2 separate regions of the Homo sapiens genome follow, and region 1 is linked to region 2. A link is a loop called in an ENCODE intact Hi-C map of the cell type or tissue named here. Cell type or tissue: chondrocyte. All regions are shown on one strand. Each heading gives the region's core, and the rest is flanking DNA. Links, peaks and the distances in the headings are about the cores only.

Region 1 (11,534 bases), core at 1,563-9,562, 54 kb after region 2:
CTGAGGCTTAGAGGTGTTATGAACTTAGCCCTGGGAAACACAACTGGGAAGTGGCAGAACTGGAATGAGTCCATGTGTCTGATTCTGTCGCCCACACCTTTAGTGCATTATCTTTGTGTGCTTGGTCTGCTATAATAAAATACCACAGGCTGGGTTGCTTAAACAACAGACATTTCTCACAGTTCTGGAGGTTGGGAGGTCCAAGATCAAGATCCCAGCAGAATCTGATGAGGGCTGTCCTGGTTTGTAGATGGGTGCCTTCTTGCTCTATCTTTCCATAATGGGGAGTGAGGGTAGGGGAGCAGGTGGGAGAGAGAGAGAGAGAGTCTTTTACTCTTCTCATAAGGACACTAATCTCATGATGGGAGCTCCACCCTCAGGACTTCAGCTGAACCTATTGTTTTCTACAGGCTGCACCTCTTAATGCCAACACAAAAGGGGGTTAGGACTTCAACATAAGAATTTTGGGAGGACACTAACATTTAATTCATAATATGCATTATGCAATATTGCTTCCTTCCACGATACAGAAAAAGTGTGGGTGGGAAATACTGGGCCACCGTTAGAAGCACGGTAGGAGGCACACACCTCCCTCCCTCGAGAGGGAGTAGTCAAGGGCAAGCTGCTGTGTCTGTGAGCAGAACACAGGGAGCTGTGAAGAGGGCTTCTGTGCACTGCTTATGAAGCCAGATACACCTTGGGGACAAGCTACTACCTAGGTGTATCTGGGATTGTTTGTGAAGATCCATCTGTTCCTTTCACAAATACTTTTTGAACACCTACGTTGTATTAGGGTCTGGGAATTCAATGGTGAAACAATAAGATCGCATTGAATCCTTGGAAGGGCTTGATGGAGGGCTGTGAGAGTATTACTGGGGGTCCAGCCTGAGGCTGGCAGAGAATGTGGTCATTAAAGTTTTCTTTAAGGAAATGATTTCTGAGCTGACCTCTGTGGGATCTGAATGCTTTAACCAGACACAGGAAGGAAAGTGATGGGGAGGGCCAGTGCGGCTGGAGCTGGAGGAGGGTATGGAGGGCCAGGTTCTCTAGGGCTTTGTAGGTAATTAAGTAGTTTGCTACTTAAGTTAAGAAAACTTAAAAAGTTTTCTGTTGCACTTAAAATAAAGGTTTTAATCAGGATTTTAATCAGGAAAGCAATGTGAGTGGATCTGCACTAAAACAAAGTCCCTCTGGCTGCTGTTTGGAAGAGGCTCTGGTGGGAGTTGGTGGGCTGATGCCTTAGACCAAACAAGAGCTGGCAGTAGCTGGGCTAGAGTTGGCAAAGGAGATGGAAAGAATAGGAAGGATCAGTGGGATATTTAGGAGGTAAAATCAGCAAGACATGGGGGGATGGATTGAATTAGGGGTTGTAGGAGGCATAATCTACATAAACTGGGATGGGCAAGCACATTTGATACCCTGGTTTAGGAACCTGTGCTTTAGAGGTAATGTCCCTTCTTAATGCTTCCCAAGGTGTCTAGGTATATCAGTGATGATGACTTCACTTGCGTGGTAAGAAATCCCCCAACTCAATGGTTGTAAATAATTAGAAATCATCTCACATGGCAGGAAGTCCACGGGTGATAGCACTTGCCCTGGTGGTAGAATCAGCTCTGTGATGTCACCAAGAACCCAGGCTCCCTCCCTCTCTTCACTCTGCTGACTCCCACTGGGGCCAGCTTGCCTGGTGGTAGCAAGGTGACCTTGGCATTTCCAGGCACCAGACACCCAGTCACAACCACATCCTTCTCAGGCTCACCTGGCTAGACAGTCAAGTTATGTGCTCTGCCAGGAAAATGGGATGACTGTGAAGGTGTAGACTGCTAAGAATTTCACCATGGACTGCAAATGGGGCCATCTTCTCTGAAAAGTGGACAAATGAACTAACCCAGGGTCCTGTTAGGGGAACTAGACATGGGGGCTCATTGGGTTTGTCACACTGTCCTGGACGAACACATCTCAGATTTTGAATTTCTTAGATCAATAAACACAATACAAAGAGTGGGTGGGGGAACTGACATAGGATTGCTGACTTTTCATTTTCACCTAGTAAATATTTAAAAAATTATCATCTGTTGTCTCTATCATTTCATTAGAAGCACATCTTTTGTTTTTTTGAGAGAAAAGTAATTTTATTTTTTAAATTTATTTTTATTTTTATTTATATATATATATTTTTATTATACTTTAAGTTCTAGGGTACATGTGCACAACGTGCAGGTTTGTTACATATGTATACATGTGCCACGTTGGTGTGTATTTTACATTAGGTATATCTCCTAATGCTCTCCCTCCCCCATCCCTCCACCCCACAACAGGCCCCGGGGTGTGATGTTCCCCTTCCTGTGTCCAAGTGTTCTCATTGTTCAATTCCCACCCATGAGTGAGAACATGCGGTGTTTGTTTTTTTTGTCCTCATGATAGTTTGCTGAGAGTGATGGTTTCCAGCTTCATCCATGTCCCTACAAAGGACATGAACTCATCATTTTTTACGGCTGCATAGTATTCCATGGTGTATATGTGCCACATTTTCTTAATCCAGTCTATCATTGTTGGACATTTGGGTTGGTTCCAAGTCTATGCTATTGTGAATAGTGCCGCAGTAAACACACGTGTGCGTGTGTCTTTATAGCAGCATGATTTATAATTCTTTGGGTATATACCCTGAAATGGGATGGCTGGGTCAAATGGTATTTCTAGTTCTAGATCCCTGAGGAATTGCCACACTGACTTCCACAATGGTTGAACTAGTTTACAGTCCCACCAACAGTGTAAAAGTGTTCCTATTTCTCCACATCCTCTCCAGCACCTGTTGTTTCCTGACTTTTTAATGATCGCCATTGTAAATGGTGTGAGATAGTATCTCATTTTGGTTTTGATTTGCATTTCTCTGATGACCAGTGATGATGAGCATTTTTTCATGTGTCTTTTGGCTGCATAAATGTCTTCTTTTGAGAAGTGTCTGTTCATATCCTTTGCCCACTTTTTGATGGGGTTGTTTGTTTTTTTCTTGTAAATTTATTTGAGTTCTTTGTAGATTCTGGATATTAGCCCTTTGTCAGATGAGTAGGTTGCAAAAATGTTCTCCCATTCTGTAGGTTTCCTGTTCACTCTGATGGTAGTTTCTTTTGCTGTGCAGAAGCTCTTTAGTTTAATTAGATCCCATTTATCAATTTTGGCTTTTGTTGCCATTGCTTTTGGTGTTTTAGACATGAAGTCCTTGCCCATGCCTATGTCTTGAATGGCATTGCCTCGGTTTTCTTCTAGGGTTTTTATGGTTTTAGGTCTAACATTTAAGTCTTTAATCCATTTTAAATTAATTTTTGTATAAGGTGTAAGGAAGGGATCCAGTTTCAGCTTTCTATATATGGTTAGTCAGTTTTCACAGCACCATTTATTAAATAGGGAATCCTTTCCCCATTTCTTGTTTTTGTCAGGTTTGTCAAAGATCCGATAGTTTTAGATACGCGACATTATTTCTGAGGGCTCTGTTCTGTTCCATTGGTCTATATCTCTTTTTTGGTACCAGTACCATGCTGTTTTGGTTACTGTAGCCTTGTAATACAGTTTGAAGTCAGGTAGCGTGATGCTTCCAGCTTTGTTCTTTTGGCTTAGGATTGACTTGGCAATGTGGGCTCTTTTTTGGTTCCATATGAACCTTAAAGTAGTTTTTTCCAATTCTGTGAAGAAAGTCATTGGTAACTTGATGAGGATGGCATTGAATCTATAATTTACCTTGGGCAGTATGGCCATTTTCACATATTGATTCTTCCTATCCATGAGCACGGAATCTTCTTCCATTTGTTTGTGTCCTCTTTTATTTTGTTGAGCAGTGGTTTGTAGTTCTCCCTGAAGAGGTCCTTCACATCTCTTGTAAGTTGGATTCCTAGGTATTTTATCCTCTTTGAAGCAATTGTGAATGGGAGTTCACTCATGATTTGGCTCTCTGTTTGTCAGTTATTGGTGTATAAGAATGCTTGTGATTTTTGCACATTAGTTGTGTATCCTGAGACTTTGCTGAAGTTGCTTATCAGCTTAAGGAGATTTTGGGCTGAGACGATGGGGTTTTCTAGATATACAATCATGTCATCTACAAACAGGGACAATTTGACTTCCTCTTTTCCTAATTGAATACCCTTTATTTCTTTCTCCTGCCTGATTGCTCGGGCTGGAACTTCCAATTCTATGTTGAATAGGAGTAGTGAGAGAGGGCATCCCTGTCTTCTGCCAGTTTTCAAAGGGAATGCTTCCAGTTTTTGCCCATTCAGTATGATATTGGCTGTGGGTTTGTCATAAATAGCTCTTGTTATTTTTAGATACGTCCCATCAATACCTAATTTATTGAGAGTTTTTAGCATGAAGGGCTGTTGAATTTTGTCGAAGGCCTTTTCTGCATCTATTGAGATAATCATGTGGTTTTTGTCTTTGGTTCCGTTTATATGCTGGACTACATTTATTGATTTGCGTATGTTGAACCAGCTTTGCATCCCAGGGATGAAGCCCACTTGATCATGGTGGATAAGCTTTTTGATGTGCTGCTGGATTCGGTTTAACAGTATTTTATTAAGGATTTTTGCATTGATGTTCATCAGGGATATTGGTCTAAAATTCTCTTTTTTTGTTGTGTCTCTGCCAGGCTTTGGTATCAGGAAGAACACCTTAAAAGCAAAGAAGAAAGAAACCTTGTGTTTCATAAGTTTAGCATTATAAACATTTACTGTTTTGCATTTCTCTTACCTGAAATTTGGGAACCACTCTCTTGGGACCACACTGAGCTATATAAGGTAGAAGTTCTTAACTTGAGTCTGTAGATTGCCACTCCACTGCTGAGGGGTCTGTGGAACAGGAGCCAGAGGCTCCATGAACTTGGGTAGAGAAAAATTATAGCTATATTTTTTTTTACTATCTTCTATGTGAAATGTAGCATTTCCTTCAATTACAAATGTGGCAACAAACCGGTCATATTAGCTCTAACTGTGATTTTGTCATTAATAGAATTCGCAAATGTTTTCACATCACATTACAGTTGTTGTAGATATCTGGAAATGTCATTAACACCCACCACTATTTTGAAATCACAGTAGCTATCAGACTGGCTGCTAGACAGCATGTGAGCTCAGAATTCCTCACAGACTCTCCTGCTCTACATCTGGCCACTTGTGGCAACTTGGTGCCTCAGCAGGGCAGCCATCAAAGCAGCGGATCTGAGTGTTTTCCTCTAGGTGACCCAGACCTTCCAGCATCTCTTAACTGAATTGTTTGTGGATGAATTTGCGAGGTAGTTGAGTCCTTTTTATGGTTTGCTGAAGTTTTGCAATCTGAACTGTTCCGACTTGAATTTTTAACTCTCCGTAGGCAGTGCCACCTTGGGTGGCACAGCTGAGTTGGAATATTTCTGATTGCTGAGTGAACTGTCGGAGTGTGTTATTTAAAGCAACTTCTTGTGATTGCTGACAGATTGCATGGTGATGCAGGTCGTGCACGGTGCGATAAGCTCTGGGAGAAGCAGAAGTCCTCTTTATTTTTTTTCTGGATTTACTGTGTATTTGTGCAATGTCTGTGATATGAAATGCAGTCTTACATGCACACTATGTTACTCACATGTTCTTGCACTATTATTGTGTGAAAATACCACATATCTAAAAAAATACCTTTGTGAGAAACAATGACAATATCAGAAATGAGAATCATTATTTCTAAAAAGTCGTAGGAAGTCACACGCAGCACTAGCTAAATTTCAGGGAGGATAGGACCCGTGATCAACTGCAGTAATCCCACATCTGTGCAAAGGTTAAAAGATACTAACGGTACTTAAACCTTGGCTAATCATAAAACCTGTCTTATTTTACTCACTGGTCATAAAATTTAACAAATATTTGACACTTAATTAATATACAAATGATTGCCTCCTATGTAGGTCTATCAAACAAATTACTTAGGAGTCATAAACAAAATATGATGCTTCAAAGAATGTTAGTGGCATAAAACATTTTATTTTAGCTTTATTTATTATTTATTTTTTACAGACCCAATTTATCTTCAGGCTGGAAAAAGAAAAGGAAGGCCTGATGAAAACCGTGTATTTGGCTTTGTTTACATTAATGAAGTGATTGGACAGAAAAAGTCACAATGACTTTTTTCTTTTGTGAAAAAAATTATTGGGAATGGAATTTTGAAGTCAGGGAGACTGAAAGAGGACTCACCTATGTCTATCTGGAAGATGTATCCAAAACACCCAGGAGTTTTGTGCGCATGTGTATGAAGGAAGTTCAGCTAGGAAAAGCTTGCAGCCTGGGCAATACAGCAAGACCCCAATTCTAAAAAATTTTTTTTTTAATTAGCTGGGTGTGATGGTGTGGCACCTGTGGTCCTAGCTACTCAGGAGGCTGAGGTAGGAGGATCACTTGAGACTGGGAGGTCAAGGCCGCAGGGAGAAATAATAGCATCACTGTACTCTACCTCGACCCTGCCTCGAAAAAAAAATAAGAAAAGAAAAAGGAAAAGGAAAAGAAAAAAGTTCAGATACTTCAAAATGTGGATTTGCCATAAAAACCTTTTCTTGAAGCATTCTTGAAATTTCTTACCAGATGTCAAACAGAAAAAGCCTCACATTACTGGAGAAACTTTATCTAAAGCCACATACACTGGGAATATGGAGATTTGTGAATAGAAAGAGGTAAAAGCTGGAAGTGATTCCTTAGTCAGATGAGGTGCTTCCATGAAGAAGAGTAGGCATGTCTTGAAGCAAGTTATGGAGGAATTGGCCACCTCGCCATTCCTCCCACGTCACTCTGTGAAACTCCAGGTATCCTTCCAGGTAGTCACCTGCCTGTTTTGTTCATGATGTGCCTGCTGACTTCAACAAAGAAAGATTTTTTTTTGTGAGTGCCTTTGGAAACTACAAAGCTGCTGATGTTTTGCAGATGGTATAAAGGTTTTTTGTTTTGTTTTGCTTGTGTCAAACAAAAGTGACTCGACAGAAAAGGTTCATTTCCTTGCACAGACAGTGCTGTTGCAATGCGTGGCTATGCATCTGACTTTGCTACTTGAGTAAAAGGGAGCACCTATGTTGTTCTCACTCACCGCATTTCACACAAACGTATTCTGGCTCTTCAAAAACCCCAAGAGAAGTTTTGTCAACAGCCATAAAAGTCATCAACTTTTATCTAGTCTCTGAATCACAGCATTTTTGCAGGTTTTGTCAAGAAATGATGGCAGAAAATGAAGTGCTTCTCTACCACAGAGAAGCTTACTGTCTTTCAAGGGGAAAGATTCACTGTTTTCTAAAAGAAAAAGAAAATCCTCTCCTGGAACATGTAGCAAGAAAAAATGTTGTCTGAGGGTTGGCTGACCCAGCGGATATTTTTAACCATCTGAACGAGATGAACCTTCCAGTTCGAGGCCCTGATACCACCATTATGAATGATCCTGAAAACTTTACCAGCTTTTTTGGCTCAGCTGCCAATATGAAAGGAGAGTTCAGGCTGACATCTTTGCCAACTTTTGCGATGCTGGAGGAAGTGCTTTATCTCAATGAAGTTGACATACAAAATACTGTCAGTTTATCTGAAAAGAGAAATCTACAAACACCTGGAAACACTGTAGAACTCCTTTAAAAATTATTTCTATCTTGATGGTATCAAAGTTGGACCATAGAATTGCATTCTTTTTCTTGTTGATATAAACTGTCTCAAAGGTGTTTGCCTAGCCAAAGATGGCGAACATTGATCTTGGGATGGAAAACAGCTACAACTAGAGTTTAGCTAAAAAGTCTTGGAGAGTTTTGGTGCTCCTTGACAGAAACATCTGTCTACTTTGCAAAGGAGCCGTAAAAGCTTTAATTCCATTTTCAACAATATATCTTTGAGGATTGGAGTTTTAATGTTGTTACTAGAAAAAATCAAAATCAATTGGATGTCCAGCATGACAAGTGTATTATCTCATCAAAGACATCCCGCTGTCTCATATTCTTATTCAAACTAGGCAAAGCAGCCTTTATATGGGTATGTCTTTTAAAAAACAAAATTTAACTTCAATTTGCCTGTATTTCAAGTGCAATGTCTTATTTTTTTAAATGTGGTTCAAAGAAGCAAATCTGTTACTATGTAATATATATTTTAAACATACTATTTTGGTAATTGTACTTCAGTATACACGCTTGGTTTTCCTTGTAATCCTACGCCTTTATTTTATGCATCAAAAAACATTATTTTAAGAAAGGTCTGTAGGCTTCACCAGATTGCCCAAGGAATCCACTATGTAAAAACAGTAAAGAACTGATGGCCCCGCACAGTTGCTCAGGCCCGTAATCCCAGCACTTTGGGAGGCCAAGGCGGGTGGATCACTTGAGGTCAGGAGTTTCAGACTAGCCTGGCCAACATGGTGAAACCCCATCTCTACTAAAAATACAAAAATTAGCCAGGCATGGTGGCATGTGCCTGTAGTCCCAGCTACTTGGGAGGCTGAGGCATGAAAATTGCTGAACCCAGGAGGTGGAGGTTGCAGTGAACCGAAATTGTGCCACTGCACTCCAGCATGGGCAACAGAGCGAGACTCTGTCTCACACACACAAAAAAAGATCTCCTGATATAAGAGGACATGATCATCTGCCATGCTCTCAAGTTGCTTAACGTTCAAAAAGGCAGGTGTGTTGTGTATGATATGGTGCTTGAAGAAAGAGAAGCTCCCTTGACAAAAGGCCAGGCCAGCCGTTTGGCTCCTGTGCTGTCAGAAAACCCAGTGGAGGTGGCAGTCTTTAATGTTCAACCTCATCATTCCCAAGACAATGGAAGAAGAGGGCAGATACCAACCCAACATAGGAAGGCACCTCTTCTCTTTTCTTTCTATAGTAACTGATTCCAGAAAACTGGCCATTTCAATCAAGCCCCCGTTGCTGAAGTGAAATCTGTTACTGAGTTCTTCCTGTATTCAGGGAGTGATATAGGGTTACAGAGAAGGGAAACACAAAGTCTCTTCCCTTGAGGAGTAAACAATTTAGTGTTGGAGACAAAATTAATACATAAAACAATTAAGGGGAATTAAATGCAAGGCTAGAGGGTGTTTTAAGAAAATTCTGCCTGTTGACTTTTTCAACACAGTATCCTCAGGGTCTAGAATATTGCTTGGCACACAGTATATGCCAGAAAAAAAATCTTTGTTGAATAAATAAGTTGATGATGGAAATGTTAAAATAACATCTATTGTTATGAGAATAAGACAGTTGTCCCTCAGTAACCATGGGGAATTGATTCCAGGACCTCCCTTGGGTACCAAAGTCCAAGGATGCTCAAGTACCTAATATAAAATGGTGTAGTATTTATTTGCATATAACCTAAGCACATTTTCCCATATACTTTATTTATTTATTTATTTATTTGAGATGGAGTCTCGCTCTGTCGCACAGGCTGGATTGCAGTGGCGTGATCTCGGCTCACTGCCACCTCCGCCTCCTGGATTCAAGCGATTCTCCTGCCTCAGCCTCCCATGTAGCTGGGATTACAGGCTTGTGCCACCACATCCAGCTAATTTTGTTTTTTAGTAGAGATGGGGGTTCACCATGTTGGCCAGGCTGGTCTTGAACTCCTGATCGTAAGTGATCCTCCAGCCTCGGCCTCCCAAAGTGCTGGGATTACAGGCATGAGCCACTGCCCCTGGCCTTCCCATATACTTTAAATCATCTCTGGATGCTTACAATACCTAATACACTGTAAATGTTATGTAAATGTTTATAATTTATATTATTTTTTATTTTTTTCCAAATATTTTGATCCTCTGTTGAATTCACAGATGCAGAACCTGCAGATATGAAGGGTCAGCTATACATGTTATTAGAGAAAATGTAAAAATACAGAAGACTATAAAGAAGAAGTAAAAAAGAAAGGCTAACCAGCCAACATTTTTGCTATATTGCTATATTTCTTCTTAGTTCTTTTTTCTAAATACATGCATAACACACACACACACACACACACACACACACACACTCACTCATACTTTCTTTTAAGAACAGAATTGAGACTTGAGTTTTATAGCCCGATTTTTTTCTCTTAAAATTATATTGTGAACATTTTGCTGTGCCATTAAGTATTCTTCAGAACATTATTTTTAATGGCTGTATCATATAGTATTCTACAAATAAATCATGGTGTATGTAGCCTAATTTATTAACCACTTCCCTATTGTTGAACATTACTGTTGGGAACACCAACAACAGCTTTTATTTGTTGCTTTGCTCTGTTCCAAGTATTGTGCTGAGCTTTTTCCCTTGATGCATAATCTCATTTAATTTTGTTCTCATAGCAATCTAATGAGGTAGAATTCATTAGACCCATTTTACAGGGGAGAAACATGAAGGTCAGAGGAGTAATGTGTCAAAGGCTGCAATTCCAGAAAGAGGCAAATCTGGGATTCAAGTCCTGGTCCCATTTGATGTTAATGTCCAGGCACTCAAACATGACCCTGGCCTGCCTCACCAGCGTGTATGAGGAAGGTTCATGCTTTATCAGGCCATGAAAGAGATTGAGAAACACATATCAGAAAGGCAGGAGGAGACACGGAAGAGAGGAGTATGGAGGCAACAAAGGAGAGATCTTAAGTAGGAGGAAGTGCTTTTCTGTATTCAAAGCTGCGAAGATAGAAGGACAAGACCAATGCAAAAACTGATTAATCTTTTTCAAGACAGGCATTTCAGAAGCATAATGGGGGGTGAAATGCGTGTTCCTAGCTCAGTGCTCCTGACTTGGTGGTAGTGGAGTGACAAAACCATTCATTTATTTATTCCCAATACTGGGAGTCATGGAACAGCCTTCATAAGGTGGCATCCAAGCAGCACAATGTCCCTCCTGTTCCTGAGCATTTCCGCATCCCTGCATCAGTGAGCAGTATCACTAGCAGGAGCTCAGAGGCTTGTAATGGAAGGCAGGGACATCACCCTATAGGGACAGCAGAACTGCAGGGTGACCATAGGGGCTGGCCGGGGACCAGGCATAGGTGACCAGCTTTCCGGGTGTGCCTTGGACTGAGGGGTTTTCCTGGAGGCAGAACTTCCAGTGTTAAAAACAGGAAAGTCCCAGGTAAACTGGGATGGTTGGTCACCCTAGGCTGAGGCCCAGCTCAGAGTCTGGGCTTATCCAGGGGCAGGTCCGTGCAGGCTTCCTGAAAGAGTAGCGAGGGATCCGGCGCTGTTTGCGCATGCTCACCTCCCACTTTCGGCCCTTGCAGGCTGCCTTTCCCTTGGCCTCCTCACTGAAACTTCCTCCACAAGGGTCACCGATGAACCTTACATACTGCCAGATTCCACAGCCACTTTTGGTCCAAGTCACTGTCATCCCTCACCTGGGCTACTGCAGTAGTCTCCTAATGGTCCCCTGCTTCTATCCTTTGCCCTACAATCTATTTCCAACCCGACAGCCAAAGTGACCTTTTCCTTAAAAATTGAACTTTTTTTCATTAAGAAATAATGTATACATAGTAAAACTCAAGTGTATTAATACGCAATTCTGCATGCTTTGGCAAACACATGCAGTGGTTTAACC
Region 2 (11,534 bases), core at 2,325-10,324:
AATACAGGAAGGAATATTTAACGGGAATAAATGGGAAGCTTAGTAGGGCAGTGGCTGTAAGGGGGTGCAAAGCTGCAGGAAAGATTCCCAGATTGTGAAGCGATGCCTGCCATGAACATAGAGGAGGAGGCAGGGGCAAGCGCCACGCACCTCCCACGTGCCACCTGCTTTCAGCCGAAGGAATAAACTCTTACTCTAATATTTTAGGCATTTACAGCTGGCAGGTGAGAATATTTTGGAGGAAACAGGGCTTTTCATGCTCCGATCACTCCTGGTAGGCAATTGCTTCTTCCTCTACCATCCGCTTTGTATCACTTTTCCAACTACTTGATGTGGTTTGAACAGAGTGGCTGTGAGTGGCAGTGGCACACAAGGCTTGCTGTGGTGAGTCTCTGTGGAAGGGAACAAAGCCAGGCAAGGCTCCAGGTGACAGCCTGCCTGTCACTGTGTAAGAGGAGGGAACAGCAGAACCTGCCATTTGGAGGGCTCATGGGCTTCCAGCCTCCTGCAGGAGGGTCAGCAGCTGTCAGTGGTATCCAAACTGCACTTTCTGCACAAAATGAAGATGTCACAGGGACAGAAGGAAATGCCAGTCAATTGACCTTTGATTTGCTAGTTTATCCCAGCAGCAGTGTCAGGTTTGTCCTCAAAACTCTCTTCTGGCAAAGCCCACAGGTCCCAAGAACAGCTTTTATTCTGCGTGTGCTAGAAGCCAGGAGGAAGCTTTCTGTGTGTGTGTGTAGGGGGTGTGATGTGGGTGGGGAGAGGTGCTGGGGGGAGGTTTGAGGGCTTATGGGGCTGGGCACAGTGGCATCTTTGGAAACTGCTGCCATACATCTCTCACGTGTTAAGCTGTGTGTTCTAGAAGTGTCTGCAGGATTAGTTGGCTATTTGAGGAACAGGTGTTCTTGGGGTGGATTTGCCGGCATCGTTTAGATGGCAGGATGGTTCCGATTCACTGTTGAACCTGACATGATGGCAGGAGCCCAGAGGGGCCTCAGGAGGGTTCCCAGCCTGTGCAGATAGGTTCATCGCGTCCTGGCGGCACTCATATGCCACCCACACAATGTGAAGGGCCTTTAGGAGAGAGAAACTGTTTGTTCACAGTGAGGTCTGCTGTTGGCCACATGGGCCTTGCTCGAGTCTGGTTTGCTTTTTTTAGTGCTAGGGAACTCGTGAAGACTATTTTTTCTGGCTTGAGCTAAAGAGAGGCTACAAGCCCTCCATCTCAGCATTTTCTAAAGTGTACTCTGCTAAGTACTAATTCAGTGGAATTAGGGTGGGTAGGAGATGTTTGTGTGGGACAGCACTCCACCCATTCTGTGGATGGACAGTGGGTGGAAGAGTTCCATGATGAAGTCAGTTGGGAAATTGTGGACTGAACAGGCCTGTTTGCGGCAGGAATTCTCAGGACCTTTATCATACCAATGTGCATTGTGACTTTCTAAGAGAGGGCTATCATAGGCTGTGCTCCTACTGTTTGTTTAGCTATAGAGCCCTTGCTACAAGTGTTTCACCAAACCTACTTTGGGAAATAGAGTCTAACTTGAATGAAGATTCATCCTGCTGATTTTCCTAAGTCATCAACACCAAACGACTCACAATCTATACTTCTCTCAACTAACCCAGAAATAGTTTGATATTTATATTATTATAAGCTCTTACCCAAAGAGTGTTGAAACTTGATTTTATATTTCCTTTCTAGTTTATTAAAAATTCCAATTTGTGTCTGTGTAACTCAAAATGGGAGCCTGGAACCATGTTTACTCTTCTGATGACCCGGAAAGGCAGTCATCTGCAATTTACAGATGGGGACACAAAAGCTCCGAGAGGTTTAGTCATTGGCTCAGGGTCTTGCAGCTGGTAACAGAGATGTGGACGTGGGTTTTTCTAGCTTTTCTCTCAGCAGGTGAAGGAAGGGCAGGTTTTCCTTGCTTGGTGTCTGTCTTGCCCACAAGAATATAAACACTTTCCATGAGGGCAGGGACTTTGTTTTGTTCACTTCGGTGTCTCCAGTGCCCAGTGTTCCAGTGCACATGGTATGTGCTCTGAATATGTTTATTCAAGGAAGGAATTACTATCTTCTCATCTATGCAATAAAAATGCATTAAATGTCTCTTCTACGTCCCCAAGAATGCAGGTCTGAGAAAGTGCAGCTGAAAACACAAACTTGGTGAGGCCAAGTCAAACGATAAAGCCAAGCTGTTTTGGGGCACAGAGAAAAATGAGTTCACTTTGTGGGAGTGCTGGAGTGCTGTCTCTGAATCCTGACTTCTTTTAAAGTTAAAAGAAAGAAAAGAATATTAAGTACATGCGCCTGGGGAAAAATCATTAAAATAGTACAGAAAGGTATGAAATAAAACATAAGTCTTCCTCTTCACCTCCATTGCTAGTCCTGTTCTTCACTCAACTTTCTTGAGGGGAGAAAGCATTGGTGGTGGTTTTGTTCATAACTCAAATAATATGCTTATATTTGCATTTCTTGATTCATCAATATGAAGTAGTAGCTATTGACTCCTCTCTATGATAGATGAGGCATGTATCTCCCCAACTTCTGCCTGCCAATTTTTGTTATATTTTTATTCTTCTATGTATTTCCTCTATAATTTAAAACAAGGTGCCTAAACCATCATTCTTTGATTCATTAACTTAGTATGTCTTGTTTCTCTATCATGTAATGTAAGGAAATTAACTCCATGTTGCCTCCTTTCTCTTCCCCCCAATATTGGTCAGCGCTAACTTTACTTTTATGTTGTCAAAGTGTAGAACATTTACATTTCATATTGTACCCAAAACTAGACCCTTTCTTGCTTTGTTTATATGTAAGTTGATGCTGAAAATTGAAAATCAATACATGGCTTTAACAATAGTGTGATTTTGTAAAGATTATTTGCTGCAGAACCAGAAGAGTGTTTGTCTTTATGGAGGAGATGTAATCCTATGTCCAGATGTAATCTTTGCTCTTCAAAAGAGGTTGTTCCAAGCATCAAGGTAAACAGAATCTTGCTGTATGCTAACAATTCTTCAATATAATAACTCATTTTCAATCTGGAACACGAGTCTTATTCTGGAATTTATAATTGCGTGTGTCTGTTTTCTGGTTGACATGCCTTCACCATGTTACTAAGAATTTCCAACTTCTTAATCATTCTATTTGGAAAGTGGCCAATTTGGAACAGACTTTCTAGCTGTGTCATCCTGAACTTTTCTGATGCACTCCTTAGTTCTACCATTTGCTAGGTCCCATATCTTTCTTTCTTAGGTTTGAGGGACTGAATAAATAAATGGATAATAGCCAAACCATATTAAAAAACAAAACACTGACTCACAGGCTGCAGCAACCATCCCAGGAAACCAAAACATTATCTACAGTAACCAGCCCAAGAAGCCTGCTTATTATCTATAAGTCAGATGGATAGTAAGTCAGACCACTGTCTCCAGCACCCAGCCCAAGAGGCCTAACAATAACCTCAGAAACAATGGGCCTCCAACAGCCAGGACTTGATTAATATCTGACAGCATCCCTAATTTTTGTCTCTGCTTCCAATTTGGGACCAACCAGAGAGAGCTGTATATGCACCTGTAATCAATCCTATGGGATGCCGAGCTTCTAGTTAGTCCACCTGCAACCTCCCCATGCCAACAGCCTCCAGTCAGGGCATACCTGAAACCTTTCCTTTTTTCCACTATACAGCTTTCCCATTTTTCTGCTTGTTTTTGAGTCTCTGCCAAAATGCAATGGATGGTGGCTGACTCTCTTGCTAGAGCAAGCTCTGAATAAATAGCCTTTGCTTGTTCTCATTTGATTGGTGCTTGTTTATTTCCAAAGCTTCCTTTTTGTTTGTTTTCTTTTCTGGAGCATATCCTGAGGCAACTTTTTTTTTCAGGTAAAATTTCTGGGTCTTGGCAGGTCTGAAAATATCTTTATTTTTGTCCTCTTCCTTGGGTGGCTTCTGGGTTCAAAATAAGTTAACTCAAAATTTTGTAGGAATTACTTCACTGTCTCCTAGCATCCAGAATTGTCGTTGAGAAGATTATCAATCTTTTGTAGGTAAATTGCTTCCTGCAGTGGTTTTAGAAACTTTCCCTTTTCCATGTACTGAAACCGCATGAGGATATTTATGTCTAAGTATGAGTCTTTTGAGAATCATCCTGCTTAGTACTTGGTGGGCCTTTTGGCATAGAGACTTGAAATATTTATTTTATTCTTTTCTCCCTTCCTTTCTCTTGGTTCTTTCTCTCTGTCTCGACTTCTATGAGATAGATATAGGCTCTAATTAATCTTCTGTGTCTCTAATTTTTTCCCTCATATAATTTTTGTCTTTTTACTTTCCATGTTAGAATACTTTCTTGTATTTCTTCTTCAATAGTTATATATAACTATTCCAGTTCAAGACCAGCCTGTCCAACATAGTAAAACCCCGTCTCTAATAAAAATACAAAAATTAGCCAGGTGTGGTGGCGTGTGCTTGTACGCCTAGCTACTTGGGAAGCTGAGACAGGAGAATTGCTTGAACCTAGGATGTGGAGGTTACAGTGAGCTGAGATTGCACCACTGCACTCTGGCCTGGGTGAGAGAGTGAGACTGTGTCTCAAAAAAATTAAAAAAAAAATTATCATTTTGGTGGATTTTGGGGGTGATCTGCTTTGTCTACTCACCTTTCAATGAACTCAAGTGCATTTTTTGGTCAGACTCAGAGTGGAAATAGAACAAAGACTCTCGGATTGAAGGCAAATCAATTCATCGTATATTTTATTGCCATTACCCCAAAGCACCCTGCAAGCCACAAATAGAGAACATGGGGCAAAGAGGCAATGACAAGCGGGGCTGGAGGTCCTTTTGTCCTTTACTGTGTCTAAGTGATTTGGGTAGATGGCAGATCCTGAGGGAGTACACTTGTGGCCGGGGGAGATTTGCAGGGCTCTGCCACATTCTCACTGTTCTGAGGATGCTCAAATAATATTGCACAGAAACAGTGGAATTTGTTTGAAAGGGCACTCGGAGTTTATTTTGCTCTCTCCTAATTTCTTCCTCCAAGCAGAAGTCAGAGTTATAGTAACCTAGCTTTGGAATAACAAGTTATATGTTTCTCAGACAATTAAAAAATATGTTCATAAACAACTTTGCAGAGAAGGGGAAAAAACTGCAGAAAAGCTGGCTCAACCATTTTGTGAACTGATTAGAAAAAAGAAGACTCTGGCATTATTCCTTGTATATTGTGCATAGATTTCGAGGAGAGAGAGAAGTCATTGCCTGGCATCCAGTCTGGAGTGGCTGGGGTATTCTTCAGATCTACAATGACAAAAGCTAAGGGACAATGATGCTAAGATGTCAGACAGTGTCTGCACCTTGTTCCAGCAGGAGCCAGTGGTCCTCACACTGTGACAGGGCATTGGTTCTGCATGGATACCACATCTTTTCCTGTAGTGAGCCCAAGTACACGCCAGGGTCACACAGCCAGCAAGAGGCAGAGCTAGGATTCGTACCTAGGACTCTTTGATCTCACAGTGTGTGTCCTTTCTTCCACAGCATTGCCTTGCATCATTTATTTAAAGAATTAAGCATCCAAAAGGCAAGAATAATGTGCACATCAGCCATGAACATGGGTGGGAATAAACTGTAATGTGCCACTGTGGTTCAGGGAAAGGAGTGCTCGGTAGGGCTGAATGGAGTATGTCCTGTCCACATTCCACCCAAGCCGCAGGGACGCACAGGCCTGGCCTAGTGCCAATACTCAGTCAGCATGTGCTGTTGAATGAACAAGCTGGGGCAGCCAGAAGAAGTTTTGTGGAAAAGGCAGGACTTGAGCTGGGCTTTGAAGATACGTAGGTCTGGGAGGGCAGAGAGGGCAGAAAGAGCATCCCAGGTCCCGAGAAACAGGATAGAGCAGATTATGAAGGTGGGGGCAAAGAATGGGGTTGCAAACCCATGGCAGATCAACTGGAAGCAGCAGCAAAGGCCGAGTGACAGCAAGCCCTAAACATCAGTAACAGAGCCTGGAGAGGAAAGGATGAAGGCATTGATTCGTGGGAAAGTTGTGCTGTCTTTAAGTATGTAGCCACGAGGAAGATCCCTTGATTTCTGAAAATGAATGAAGTTAGCTAATCCAATGAAATAATAATAAGAGCTATTTTACTGTGTCCTTGCCATGACCACAGACTTTGCTCAGTGCTTTACGTACATTACCTGAGCTAATCCTAACCTCTCTTTGTGAGGTAGATTCATTATCCCTGTTTCAAAAGATGGAGAAATGGAGGCTTCGAGAAACTCAGAGAGGTGAAGAAACTTGCCCAAGTCACACAGCCAGCAAGGACAGAGCAAGAAGTTAAAGCCAGTTGTGTCTGTCTCTGAAGTTCTCTCTTAATGGCTAGGTTTGAGTGCTTCCCACAACAGGTACATTTGGCTGATACTGCAAAAATGACGGTCCCTGGGTTAACGGGAGGCATGTCTGGCTGCTAGGTCATCCGAGAGGCAGATTGGGGCAGGTTTCTAGGAAGTATAGGCTCGCCTTGCGGAGGACCAGGTTGGCACAGTTTGACTGCTGTGCACTAAGGCAGGGCACAGAGCTGATGCCCTCAAGGTCAATTCCAGCCACATTTCTCTGTGATTCTATGACTCAAAAGCTTGGAAACAACCTCAAAGGATTAAATAAATGAGGGAACAAAGTATTTGCTCTCCTCTATTAAGCCTTGGCTGGGAGTCTTTCTTCCACACTCCTCACATGCAAAATGCTGTTTGTGGGAGCAGATTAACATTTCAAACCACTTCCTGCAATTAGACGGGAACACCTGGTTTTGCAATAACTCTCATTTTCTGTGTGTGCTGAGAGGTTTTTGAAATTCCCATGCTCAGTGGATTACCCTAATGGCTGGTCACCAGCTGTTACGTTGGCATGTTGCACAACAATTTATTGCAGCTCCCCACAGGCATTTGGCAGAGGCCCCAGCAAAATCAGGTAGCAGGTTAATGCTGACGCCTTCACTTCCTCCTGTCACATGGGGCCCAGGATCCTCTTCAGTGATAAGTGGCTCAGGCTTAGGGGGAGAGTGTCAGGAGCTGGAGACCATGTAGGGCAGCAAGAAGAACCCTTCTTGCCTCAGCATCTGGGTTGATTAATCAAAGCCGAAGGTGTGGGCAGGGGGCAATTTGAGGATGGGAGTTTGAGAGATGTATCGTCTGTGAAACCGTACACTGCTCTGTGAAGCCTTAGCCACACATCATTATTTGTGGACTTTATACCAACATTATTGATGGAGACAGCAAGTTTTGGAGTCTTTTTAAACAGCAACAATCATCCCCTCGCCCCTGCAAACAAACAAACAAAAATCTAGGATCTAGGTAGAAAGATAGCAGACATTTATTGGTTTTCCTTGGATGTCCTAACATCAAGCTGTCTTCCCCATTGCGTGTAATATTGCTGGGAGGCAGGGCCCTGCCTCTGTCCTCAGAAACCAACTTGGGGGAGGTTCTCTGTGTCCTGGCTCCTGACCTCAGGACACAAGCATGGGACTTGAGCCAGTCCAATTACGCACTCCCACCCAGGACTTTGAATCTGACGCCAGGACTTCAAAGATGCAAACAGAAAGGTGAAAGAAAGGATAATTAGCATTCATCCATGGGTGTCATCACAGCATCTGGCGGTGGCAGTGCCCTGACAAATGTCTTTACTAAAGTGTGGCCGTATTACCTGCCCTCAGATGCTTGGCTCATGGCACTTTCCAGGACTGGAGATCAGTTTTAGAAGACAGTTGTTGAGTCTAAGAGCTCCTTAGAGTCATCCATGGCCATTGTCAAATAAACAAATCCGGACTTAGAATGGATTTTATGGGAAGGATTATTTCAAGGGGTGGGATAGGAAGGGACTATTGCAATAGAGAGAATGCTCTGACCATAATAGAGTCATTCCCCCTTCTCCAAGAGGGACGTGTTCCAAGACCCCCAGTGGAGTGTGAAACCGTGGATAGTAGCAAACCCTATATATTTAATGTTTTTTTTCCCTATACATACATATCTATGATAAATTTTAGCTTATAAATTAGGCAAGTAAGAGACTAACAATAGTAACTAACAATAAATAAATAAATAATAAAAATAAAAAATTATATCAATATACTGTAATAAAAGTTACGTGAATGTGATCTTTCTCTCAAAGTATCTTAGCGAATTGTACTCACTTTTTAAAAATTATACTTTAAGTTCTAGGGTACATGTGCACAACGTGCAGGTTTGTTACATAGGTATACATGTGCCATATTGGTTTGCTGCACCCATCAACTCGTCATTTACATTAGGTATTTCTCCTAATGCTATCCCTCCCCCAGGCCCCAGCCCCCCTGACAGGCCCCAGTGTGTGATGTTCCCTGCCCTGTGTCCATGTGTTTTCCTTGTTCAACTCCCACCTATGAATGAGAACATGTGGTGTTTGGTTTTCTGTCCTTGTGATAGTTTGCTTAGAAAGATGGTTTCCAGCTTTATCCATGTCCCTGCAAAGGACATGAACTCATCCGTTTTCATGGCTGCATAGTATTCCATGGTGTATATGTGCCACATTTTCTTAATCCAGTCTATCATTGATGGACATTTGGGTTGGTTCCAAGTCTTTGCTATTGTGAATAGTGCCACAATAAACATACATGTGCATGTGTCTTTATAGTAGCATGACTTATAATCCTTTGGGTATATACTCAGTAATGGGATGGCTGGGTCAAATGGTATTTCTAGTTCTAGATCCTTGAGGAATCACCACACTGTCTCTCACAATGGTTGAACTAATTTACACTCCCACCAACAGTGTAAAAGCATTCCTGTTTCTCCACATCCTCTCCAGCATCTGTTGTTTCCTGACTTTTTAATGATTGCTATTCTAACTGGCGTGAGATGGTACCTCATTGTGGTTTTGATTTGCATTTCTCTGATGATCAGTGATGATGAGCATTTTTTCGTATGTCTGTTGGCTGCATAGATGGCTTCTTTGAGAAGTGTCTGGTCATATCCTTTGCCCACTTTTTGATGGAGTTGTTTGCTTTTTTCTTGTAAATTTGTTTAAGTTCTTTGTAGATTCTGGATATTAGCCCTTTGTAAGACGGGTAGACTGCAAAAATTTTCTCCCATTCTGTAGGCTGCCTGTTCACTCTGATGATAGTTTCTTTTTTTTTTTTTTAATTTTTTTTATTATACTTTAAGTTTTAGGGTACATGTGCACATTGTGCAGGTTAGTTACATATGTATACATGTGCCATGCTGGTGCGCTGCACCCACTAACTCGTCATCTAGCATTAGGTATATCTCCCGATGCTATCCCTCCCCCCTCCCCCTACCCCACAGCAGTCCCCAGAGTGTGATATTCCCCTTCCTGTGTCCATGTGATCTCATTGTTCAGTTCCCACCTATGAGTGAGAATATGCGGTGTTTGGTTTTTTGTTCTTGCGATAGTTTACTGAGAATGATGATTTCCAATTTCATCCATGTCCCTACAAAGGACATGAACTCATCATTTTTTATGGCTGCATAGTATTCCATGGGTGTATATGTGCCACATTTTCTTAATCCAGTCTATCATTGTTGGACATTTGGGTTGGTTCCAAGTCTTTGCTATTGTGAATAATGCCGCAATAAACATATGTGTGCCTGTGTCTTTATAGCAGCATGATTTATAGTCCTTTGGGTATATACCCAGTAATGGGATGGCTGGGTCAAATGGTATTTCCAGTTCTAGATCCCTGAGGAATCGCCACACTGACTTCCACAATGGTTGAACTAGTTTACAGTCCCACCAACAGTGTAAAAGTGTTCCTATTTCTCCACATCCTCTCCAGCACCTGTTGTTTCCTGACTTTTTAATGATTGCCATTCTAACTGGTGTGAGATGGTATCTCATTGTGGTTTTGATTTGCATTTCTCTGATGGGCAGTGATGATGAGCATTTTTTCATGTGTTTTTTGGCTGCATAAATGTCTTCTTTTGAGAAGTGTCTGTTCATATCCTTCGCCCACTTTTTGATGGGGTTGTTTTTTTTTTCTTGTAAATTTGTTTGAGTTCATTGTAGATTCTGGATATTAGCCCTTTGTCAGATGAGTAGGTTGTGAAAATTTTCTCCCATTTTGTAGGTTGCCTGTTCACTCTGATGGTAGTTTCTTTTGCTGTGCAGAAGCTCTTTAGTTTAATTAGATCCCATTTGTCAATTTTGTCTTTTGATGCCATTGCTTTTGGTGTTTTAGACATGAAGTCCTTGCCCATGCCTATGTCCTGAATGGTAATGCCTAGGTTTTCTTCTAGGGTTTTTATGGTTTTAGGTCTAACGTTTAAGTCTTTAATCCATCTTGAATTGATTTTTGTATAAGGTGTAAGGAAGGGATCCAGTTTCAGTTTTCTACATATGGCTAGCCAGTTTTCCCAGCACCATTTATTAAATAGGGAATCCTTTCCCCATTGCTTGTTTTTGTCAGGTTTGTCAAAGATCAGATAGTTGTAGATATGCGGCATTATTTCTGAGGGCTCTGTTCTGTTCCATTGATCTATATCTCTGTTTTGGTACCAGTACCATGCTGTTTTGGTTACTGTAGCCTTGTAGTATAGTTTGAAGTCAGGTAGTGTGATGCCTCCAGCTTTGTTCTTTTGGCTTAGGATTGACTTGGCGATGCGGGCTCTTTTTTGGTTCCATATGAACTTTAAAGTAGTTTTTTCCAATTCTGTGAAGAAAGTCATTGGTAGCTTGATGGGGATGGCATTGAATCTGTAAATTACCTTGGGCAGTATGGCCATTTTCATGATATTGATTCTTCCTACCCATGAGCATGGAATGTTCTTCCATTTGTTTGTATCCTCTTTTATTTCCTTGAGCAGTGGTTTGTAGTTCTCCTTGAAGAGGTCCTTCACATCCCTTGTAAGTTGGATTCTTAGGTATTTTATTCTCTTTGAAGCAATTGTGAATGGGAGTTCACTCATGATTTGGCTCTCTGTTTGTCTGTTGTTGGTGTATAAGAATGCTTGTGATTTTTGTACATTGATTTTATATCCTGAAACTTTGCTGATGTTGCTTATCAGCTTAAGGAGATTTTGGGCTGAGACAATGGGGTTTTCTACATATACAGTCATGTCGTCTGCAAACAGGGACAGTTTGACTTCCTCTTTTCCTAATTGAATACCCTTTATTTCCTTCTCCTGCCTAATTGCCCTGGCCAGAACTTCCAACACTATGTTGAATAGGAGTGGTGAGAGAGGGCATCCCTGTCTTGTGCCAGTTTTCAAAGGGAATGCTTCCAGTTTTTGCCCATTCAGTATGATATTGGCTGTGGGTTTGTCATAGATAGCTCTTATTATTTTGAAATACGTCCCATCAATACCTAATTTATTGAGAGTTTTTAGCATGAAGCGTTGTTGAATTTTGTCAAAGGCTTTTTCTGCATCTATTGAGATAATCATGTGGTTTTTGTCTTTGTGATGACAGTTTCTTTTGCTGCGCAGAAGCTCTTTAGTTTAATTAGATCCCATTTGTCTATTTTGGCTTTTGTTGCCATTGTTTTTTGTGTTTCAG

Evidence for each region. Hi-C counts contacts between places; a loop is a spot of excess contacts. Peaks named below come from ENCODE experiments on the same cell type or tissue, not always from the same donor. Only the 100,000 strongest peaks of a DNase experiment are listed, where the experiment ranks them.
Region 1: it touches region 2 in a loop (2.1-fold over the local background); 4 of 110 quality-filtered maps call a loop at or near these places.

The regions. Positions count from the first base shown.
Region 1 is chr11:112,369,520-112,381,053 of GRCh38, forward strand. No RefSeq gene overlaps it. Among named protein-coding and RNA genes, the nearest start is that of LINC02762, 100 kb to the left of the region's middle. In chondrocyte, for the core only: no CTCF peak of the experiment used is centred there; no DNase peak of the experiment used is centred there.
Region 2 is chr11:112,315,115-112,326,648 of GRCh38, forward strand. The region is part of intron 2 of LINC02762 (long intergenic non-protein coding RNA 2762); the gene reads left to right. Among named protein-coding and RNA genes, the nearest start is that of LINC02762, 50 kb to the left of the region's middle. In chondrocyte, for the core only: no CTCF peak of the experiment used is centred there; a DNase peak (open chromatin) is centred at 5,711.